2 separate regions of the Mus musculus genome follow, and region 1 is linked to region 2. Evidence: chromatin loops called from intact Hi-C (ENCODE). Cell type or tissue: left cerebral cortex. All regions are shown on one strand. Each heading gives the region's core, and the rest is flanking DNA. Links, peaks and the distances in the headings are about the cores only. Region 1 has its middle 14 kb from the start of Gm46353. Region 2 has its middle 9.8 kb from the start of Gm40434.

Region 1 (4,386 bases), core at 90-4,089, 85 kb before region 2:
GGGCCATTGCACCTCTAGTGTAAGACATGGAGGAACCCTGGCACACGACACCATCTTGGGTTCTGACTGTTGCACACCCAGAGCTAAGAGAGGCCCAGCTCCATCAGAAACCACCACACTATTGGGACTGTGACCCAAAATGTCTCAAGCCAAGGAACATCTCCAAATCTAAACCTTCTTTGCTTCAGAGCCTCAGAAGTCAGGGCTAAGCCAGTACCGGCTCCCAAGAAAAGTTGGTTGAGAGCCTTAGCCCACCTATTGGTCATCTTGCTTTATGAGAAACTACAGCTACGAAGTAAGCTGGCTCTGGTTGGGAAGACTCCATGCCCCCCATGAAGAACAACAAATGGGGCTACCTCTGCCCTGTAGTGTCTGGGGACACTGGGGACAGGAGTTAGTTTACTAGCCCTGATGAGAGAGCCTGATTTCAGAGGCTAGCTTAGTGGCTGTGAAATGGGGAAGTGAACAGGGCTTTGTTCTCTCTTGTGGCTCTGCCCAGGGTTGAAACAGGAGCAAAACATTTGGCTGAGCTTTGCTGGATTCAGCTCATTCCCTCTTCTCCCCTCCTTTGCCTCTTAATTGTTTTTAACAATTTCTGCACATAGGCAATGGAGCCTGGAACCTTCTGGGAGAACCTGCCCTTTTTATGCAGACAGGGACGAGCAGAGACGCTTGGGCAGGTCTGTTCTTGCTGCAGGAAGCAAAAGATGCCTTCAGACCATACTCTGTGCCAGGGCCTGGGGGTCTCCCAAGAAGCTGGGCCTCACAGTGTCTGTAAGAAGCCCTTGAAGAGGCCAGACCCTCCTCGGGAATATGTAAGAGCCGGGTGTGGCTGGCCAGTGGAAAGATTAGAGAGCTACCCAGTCCAGTTAAGTCCCTTGAGCTTGTCAAGTGGAGACCGGACCCAGATTCCCCCAAAGCCAGCGGTTGAGAGAGAGCCTCCTGTGAGCCTGTTTCCTGTTATGACCTGTCTCTACACGCCGCGGAGTAACTGCGAAACAACTGCAGTGACTAAGCTTTATAAATAGGACATTGAGAGTTAAAAAGTACAGGAAATTCCCAGAGTCTCCCGTGGAGTCTTATTTTAGATGTGCAGCTCATAGAGAAGCCAGGGTCTCTCATTCCGCACCCGCAGCGCCTCTGCCCTGCCTGATCGGAGGGGAACTGGAGTGGAGGGGTCTTTCTGGGTCCCTGCTCAGGGACCCGCCCAGCACTTCTCTCTTGCCTTACTAACTTTCTCTTACTGGCTCCCAGGAAGGAAGCACGTTTGTAATTAGCACTTTGTGGATTCACACCCATGCCTGACTCACTCCTGATCAAGAGATTAATCACACACTCAGTTCCCGCTGAACGCGAAATGAGCATGTAACCCGACCATGAGAGATAAAGCGAGCCCTCTGAGTGGGAGCAAGGTGCCCTGGACTTTTGGTCATCTTTCCTCTCCTCCATCATTGGTGACATTTTTTTTTTGGTGGAAAATCCAGTTTGGGATTAGTTGCTCAGTGGTTCCTGCTGCCGCAGGGGTTGGCTGTAGCAGGGACAGAAAGAGCTAGTGGCAGCAAGGAGTTGCAGGCTCTGAAGCTGAAGGGCTCAGCTACTCGGGTTTCAGATCGAAAGGCTGTTCAAATATTTGCCCAACAACTCCCAGTGTGCTTTGGAACAAGCCACAGGAGGAGCCCTCGCTGAGTCACGGGAAGTGCAGGCATTCTACAGAAATGTGGATGCAGGCAGGTTTACTAACTCTGGCTTCTCCGCATTGCATTCATAATTAGCCAGGCTGTCTCTCACCAGTGGCCTGGTGACACCGGAGGACTCTGCTGCTAGGCAGCTCAATGTGGTGGCACCTTCTACAGTTTTTGCCAGGAACCTTGGGAGGCACACTCGGTCTTCCTCCAGTAGCTGAGTCTGCCCACGGTTTTCTGACCGGCAGAATTGTATCCTCGGCGACCAGTGTCAGCGACCAGTGTGATCTTTCTTCTACAATTATGTCCCCAAAGATTCTAAATTCACCAAGTTCAAAACAAACACCCACACTGGCTGGGTTGCCTTTCCCATCAATGAATGGCCTCACCTCCTCCTACTCGCTCTGTTTGAAAACGGTGCATCCACGAATCTGCAGCTCCTGACCACCTGGCCCTCCCTGGCTAAAACTGCCTCTCCCTGCTGTTGTCCTGGGTTACAGGAGGCTCCCAAATCCCTCTTTACCTTCTGAAAGGCATAGTTATACCATAGCTTGACCTCCACCCCCCATCCCTTTCTGATTCTAGGGTAAACACAGGACCTCATTTGAGTTCATCAGAGCCCTTCCCTGGGATTTTGTTTTCCAAGTGCCAGCAGGGTTAGGCACTCCTATCTTCTATAAATGCCAGCTGGAAGACTAGAAATTCAGGGTAGCTTTGGCCAAGTACCACGTGCTGTGTAGAAAAATCACTTGCAGCAGAGAGGGAGGTCGTGCTGAGATCGCTGCATGCATCTCATTGTGTTATCGTTGTACCACGTGGCACAACCTGCATTTATTTTTCCTCATGATTAAAATCATAACAAATTGTGTGTGTATAACACACACACACACACACACAGAGTCTCTCATTATATCCCAGGTTAGTTTTGAACTTGGGTTCCTGCTGCCCAAGGAACTGTTTTCACTTCTCAAGTACAGGGATTACAGGAGTCTCCCTGCTGTGCATAAATGACAGGGTCCTTTCATACTGGACACTAAACAAGCCAGCGTTTGCTCCAGGAGACACAGTCTCCATGTTCCATAGATACTCTCAGGACGAGAACCCATTATAAAAGCACATGGGCTTTTTGCTCATAAGACCCCACTGGTGTGAGACCCATGGAGACCCATGTCCTAAGGGACACTATTAAGTTATCCGCCCACATCACAATCTCACTGTGGGGGTTGCCCTGCTGTGGCTAGTTGACTGCAGTCCCTTCACCTTTGGTGGTAGACCCCACCCCCACCCCCATTGATGAATATGTGCTTCTCAGGTGCAGACAGGTCCGAATTTCTGTCTTCCCACATAGTGAGGTGTGCCTGTGTGATTCAGTTCAGAGTTCGGGGTTTCCTTGTGTGCAGCTTCAAGGGCAGGGTGGGGTAGGGTAGGGGTTTGGGGTAAGGGGAATTGTGCCTCTTCCTTCTTTCCTCTTCCTCCTCCTCCTGGCTTCTCATCTCATCTGCTGCCTTGCTCTCTGCAGTAGATAATGCCATCTAACACTATCTTGCTCTGTCTGTTGCTTGCCTTCTGTCTTAGGGTTTTACTGCTGTGAAGAGACACCGTGACCAAGGCAGCTCTTACAAGGACAACACTTAGTTGGAGCTGGCTTATAGGTTCAGAGGTTCAGTCCAATATCATCAAGGTGGGAGCATAGCAGCATCCAGGTAGGCATGGTGAAGGCAGAGCTGAGAGTTCTACATCTTCAACTGAAGGCCGCTAGGAGAAGATTGGCTTCTGGGCAGCTAGGATGAGGGTCTTAAAGTCCATGCTCACAGTAACACACTTCTTTCAGCAAGGTCACACCTCCTAATGGTGCCACTCTCTGGGCCAAGCATATACAAACCACCACACCTTTCTCCTCTAGAAGGTAAGCAGCATACATAGTGTGGCTACCACAATAGATTTGTAATAATCGTCACAATAATGAACACTTCAGAACCAGTTAGTGGCCAGCCAATTCCCTGAGATCCTGTATGTCCCCACCTCTCTACTACCACAACACTTTCCAGGTTTGGGCTGCCAGGATAAACACCACAGACTGGATGGCTTGACCAACAGACAATTATTTCTGGCAGTTTTAGGGTCTGGGAAGTGCGAGATCTAGGTGCCAGACAATTCAGTTCCTTCCAAAATCTCTCTTCCTGGCTTGCAGGTGGCTGCCTTCCTTCTGTGTCCCCACATGGTGGGAGGTGGGGACTTTCTCATGTCTCTTCTTACAAGGGACTGAGTCCCATCAGTCACGCACCACACCCTCATAACCTCACCTTGCAAAGGCTCTGCTCCAATCTCATTAGGTCTTCAACATTCAAGTCCTGAGAGAACACAGCATTTGGGCCACATAGCTGGTGGCATCCAGGCCTCCACATCTGCCATTGAGTCAGGACTCTCCTGACTAAGCAGTGTGGGCGCTCTGTCCCCAGCATGCAGTAGTATAGTCCCACTACAGAATACTATGAGAGCCCACTTAACCATGAGAAACCGAAGAGCTGACTTGTGCAAACTGATGCAGGAAGACTTCCTTTTTCAGACTTTTAAAAACTACTTTTTTTGTTTGTTTTTCGAGACAGGGTTTCTCTGTGTAGCCCTGGCTGTCCTGGCACTCACTTTGTAGACCAGGCTGGCCTCGAACTCAGAAATCCGCCTGCCTCTGCCTCCCGAATTATGT
Region 2 (4,386 bases), core at 144-4,143:
CTGCTGACTAAATTCTACTTTCTTCCTAAACACACCCATGATGCTCTTATCTACTGAGCTGTGGGGCTAGGGGGATCTCACACCCATCCCATCACCTAGAAACCTTGTCCACACTGCCCAGCTTGTAATTCACTAAGCCCTCTCAGCTTATCTCCCAGACCACTAACCATTATAACGTATCTGACCTTCCTTTGGTCTCTCTTGCTGGGTAAATCTTAGTACAGGGTAGGCAATACCATGAGGAGACCCCTGAGATCATTCCCCTCAGACCCTCAAAAGTGTTCCCGGCCTCTTTGAGAGTGTTACCAATCTTCCACCAGTATCCTCAACCCCTTCAGATGTGTTCTTTCCCCGCCAGGAGTATCCTCAGCCCTTCTGGAGTGTTCTTAGCCTCTTGAGAGTGTTCTCAGCTCCTCACAAATATCCTCATCCCTCCCAGGAATGTTCTCAGCCTTTCAAGGATGTTCTCAGCTTCCTTAGTAGTTTTCTCAACCGACTCCCCCATCCCACCCCTGCCCCGGGCGTGTTTTCAGCCCCTGGGGGGAGGTGGAGGTATTCTCAGCCCTTGAGACAGTTTCAGCTCCTTAGGCTATCTGCTGTGTACTGCCCACCTCTAGAAGACGACAGCTGATTATTTCTTGGGTGGGAGGGGTGCACTCTGTGGTGAGAGTTGGGAGAGTTAGGAGATGAGAATCTGGAGTTGATGCTGCATCCCCCTTCTCTCTTGCTCATCCTTTCTGCAGGTGTTAGAGGATTCTTTGGCTGGTCTCTCGGTTTAGTCAGGATTCAGTGATTCACCGAGGTCGCCGCAGCCTTAGCTCTGACCCTGTCTCCAACTAGCACCCGGCTCAGTTCCCCTCATCTCTGTGGACTCCCGGAGAAGACTCTGAGGCTCAGTTCAGGCATCTCCATGACACGTGTACAGCTTTGTGCTTAATCCATCTCACATGGAGATGAAAGGCGGTCCAAAGCCCGGTCCTTACCCAGCCACTCTGCTCTGAGCTCCTTATGATGAGTCAGGGGTCTGAAAGGAACTCTCCTCTCCAATTTCAGCCATGAAGCAGAAACTCAGGGTATGACGCACAGATAGATCAACCTCCCAGAGAAACAGACTGGTCATCCTTCATCTTTGCCCTTCCTGGCCGCTGCACAGGTAGTCTAAGAAGTCCACTGCTAACCCACCTCTCTCCCACCAGAAGTAGAAGATACTTTCTGCATTAACCAGGCAGGCCTTGAGATGTGCTTTGAGCAACAAAATGCTTTTAAGATGGAGCTTACAATGAAACAATGCTCTGGTACTTCTGGGTCCACACATTTAGTGCACTGGCAATACCTTCGACTCTCACCTGGAAGCCTGCACGTGGAAAGAAGTCCAACCATATGGAGGTCACCATGCTACGCAGAAACCCAAGCTAAAGGGAGAGAGGGAGGCCTAGGCAGTCGAATGGAGGCACCAGATAGCCAAGTAAAGAAGTCTTTTTTATTTTGTTTTGTTTTGTTGTTTTGTTTGTGAGTGTTGAGACCCCAACTGACACTCTATAAGCAGAACCATCCAGCTGCATCCAACTCAAACTGTAGAATTCTGGGAAGTGATATTAACTGGAGTTAAGCCACTTGGTTTTGACGGCGGCTAATTCTGTAGCGATGGCTGAATGAGCCGTCTCTGCAGCCGCCTTCACATGCCTGCCTGCCTTCTGCTCCATGTCCCCACCATGCCGGCTTGTAGGCCCCGGCTCCTCCATGCTACCTCTCTCCACTCCTCTTGTCCAGCTAGAATCTCCTTTCTCAGCTTTCCTTTCTGTCCACCCAACTTCATCTCCACTTCTGCTTTGCCTCTTGTCGCTCCCACAGCTTCCCACGACAACCTCAAGGATGCTGTGAACGTTTCTTCATGCAGCTGTCTCCCCAACACCAAACTGGGATGTGCTCTCTGGGTGTATTCTGCATCTTCTGCAACACCAAGACTCACTTCTGGTGGAAGTGTGAGCAAGACCCTCAACTTCCAGCCCAGGTTCTCAGAATCAGTTGGGGGTCACATTTGGTTGTCTAACAGAACCCTGCCCCTACTGGATTAATTAGCTAGCTGCTCAATCGTTTCTGTTTTGGGTTTTGTTTTGTTTTTTCCTGCCCCACTATCCTTCACATGTGTCTTTCTTCTTTGTGGTTACCTCAAGGCTACAACATGGTGTCTTTGTCGCTAGCCTCACACGCATGTCCCAGATAGGAAGAAGCCACAAATGCCAGGTTTCATATCTAGAAAGCACCGCTTTCCAGGACTCCTCAGAAGATTTCCACACTTTACAATAGCCAGAACCATATTACAAGGACATCCACAGCTAAGCAGAGTCCAGAGCAAACACCTAGGAGAGCCTCAAGTTTGACCTGGAAACACTCCGTACCTGCATCTGTCTGTCTGACTGTGGGGACCAAGGAGAAAATAGATGAATACTGACTATCAGTGTCTACCTCATTGTCCACCTCTAAAATAGGGTCAGAAACTCCCTTGACTAGCTGTTTGAACTTCAGAGAGACCGTGGGCAAACCTTCTTAGTAACAGAGGCATACATAGCAGCACACAGGGAAAGATATGATGTTCTTACAGTTTCGGAAGCAGCCTTTAGCCAGGAGTTTTCCTAGAGGAGCAGAAGACACACTGTAGAGACACACTTCTGCCTCTGTGTAATTCTTTCACAAATGAATTTACTTCTTGGTTAATAGATCTTTTCTTGATAATCTATTGACCCAACCGTTAATAAATCCAGCTGTCATGTGACACATGGAAAACAAGACTTGGAGAGGCACAAAGGACAGATTGGCAGTTTGGATGCTCTGTGGCTCCAGGGCTGCATATTTCTTCTCTGATTCATGGAAAAGTACACAGTACATAGACGTCAGCCATGGTTTTAAAAAATCTCAGACCGGAGAGTTTAAGAGTCAAGTCCGAAGGTCTTTGTTGCCATGGGCTAAAAAGCTCGCCTGGAAGGCAGCTAGTGGAAAAGCTTAGGAACGCCCTTTATAGCTGCAGCTTCCCCTACCACAGCTGCTTCTTAAAGGAAATGAGTGAAGACTTCTGTACGATTTTTTTTCCTTGCTAGGGAAGAGTGCAAGATGACTTTAAAAGTGAGCTCACTGGCTCACACTCCTAAAGTGTTCAAAGTAGAGTTTCACTTCTGATGGCTCCGATTGCTCAAATGAAGGATAGAAGGATAGCTGTACTCCTAGACATGTTGCTCTGTGGACAGGTCCCAGGAAGCCTCAGGATGAGAGCCCAGCAGAAAGAAGAGGCCCTGCCCCATATACTTCTTCTTCTTCTTCTTTTTAAAGTAAATTCATTAATTAAAAAAGAATAAAAAAGAAAAAAAAAAAAAGGCCTCCCAAACTAGTCCAAACTGAAGCACAAGCTTACCCAAGAATCAATTACCAATCACTGTGCAATTATGTTTTTCTTATTGGCCAGACAGGGCCACTGCCTACCTTATAGCCCAGGTAGGCTACATAAGCTGTAAGTAGGTGAAAGCTCGCCTGCTGAAATATAGTCAGGACGTTCCAGTGAGCGGGAGAGCCAGCTAAGACCAGCCCTGCAAAAGTGCCAGGACTGGTTAGATATAGACGCAACCGGAACTAGAAATACCACCGTAACACAGAGGCTGGGGAGATGGTTCAATTGTTAAAGATTTGTTGTACAAACAGAAGGACCTGCATTCCGATCTCCAACATTCATTTCAATGTCACGCCAGCTCGGAAAGGGCAGAGATGGCACTTCTTGGGAGACAGAAAGCCAGCCAGTCTAGCCAAATCAGTGTGAGCCAGGCTCGGTGAGAGAAACTGTTTCGAAAATAAGGTCTAGAGTGACTGAAGAGGAGCCTGACTTCTCCGCATGTATGTGCACATGTGTACACACACACCATACCATAAAAATACCAGTGACACCCTTTTTTAAATTATTTATTTTTATTTTAGGTGCATTAGTGTTTGAGGGCGTCACATTCCCTGGAACTGGAGTTGCAGACATTAATGAGCCGCCATGTGGTTGCTGGGAAATGAACTCAGGACTTCTGGAAGAGCAACCAGTGCTCTTAACTACTGAGCCATCTCTCCAGCCTGACACCCTTTTTTCAATGTCAATATTCAGCCCATGTTTCAGGTCCATTTCAAATGTCAGCACAGATGAATCTCCCTAGTAAGATCAATTTTTCCATCAATGATTTTTTTGTTTTTCTCCCACGATGTATGTCACATCTTCCTGTGTGTTATGGAGAGCCGTGCAGCCAGTTATTGATTTGTCCTCACTCAGCTTTGGAAAGGACTCCCCGCAGTCAGAGCTGGGCAACCTCACATTCAACACCAGCAGCCTGAGGATGAGGGCTGCTGGCTGCTGGCTCTGCC

What was found. Peaks named below come from ENCODE experiments on the same cell type or tissue, not always from the same donor. Only the 100,000 strongest peaks of a DNase experiment are listed, where the experiment ranks them.
Region 1: it touches region 2 in a loop (2.4-fold over the local background); 2 of 42 quality-filtered maps call a loop at or near these places.

What each region holds. Positions count from the first base shown.
Region 1 is chr12:69,534,799-69,539,184 of GRCm38, reverse strand. No RefSeq gene overlaps it. Among named protein-coding and RNA genes, the nearest start is that of Gm46353, 14 kb to the left of the region's middle. In left cerebral cortex, for the core only: a CTCF peak has its summit at 1,692; DNase peaks (open chromatin) are centred at 502, 1,023 and 1,686; H3K27ac peaks cover 1,794 bases.
Region 2 is chr12:69,449,789-69,454,174 of GRCm38, reverse strand. No RefSeq gene overlaps it. Among named protein-coding and RNA genes, the nearest start is that of Gm40434, 9.8 kb to the left of the region's middle. In left cerebral cortex, for the core only: no CTCF peak of the experiment used is centred there; no DNase peak of the experiment used is centred there.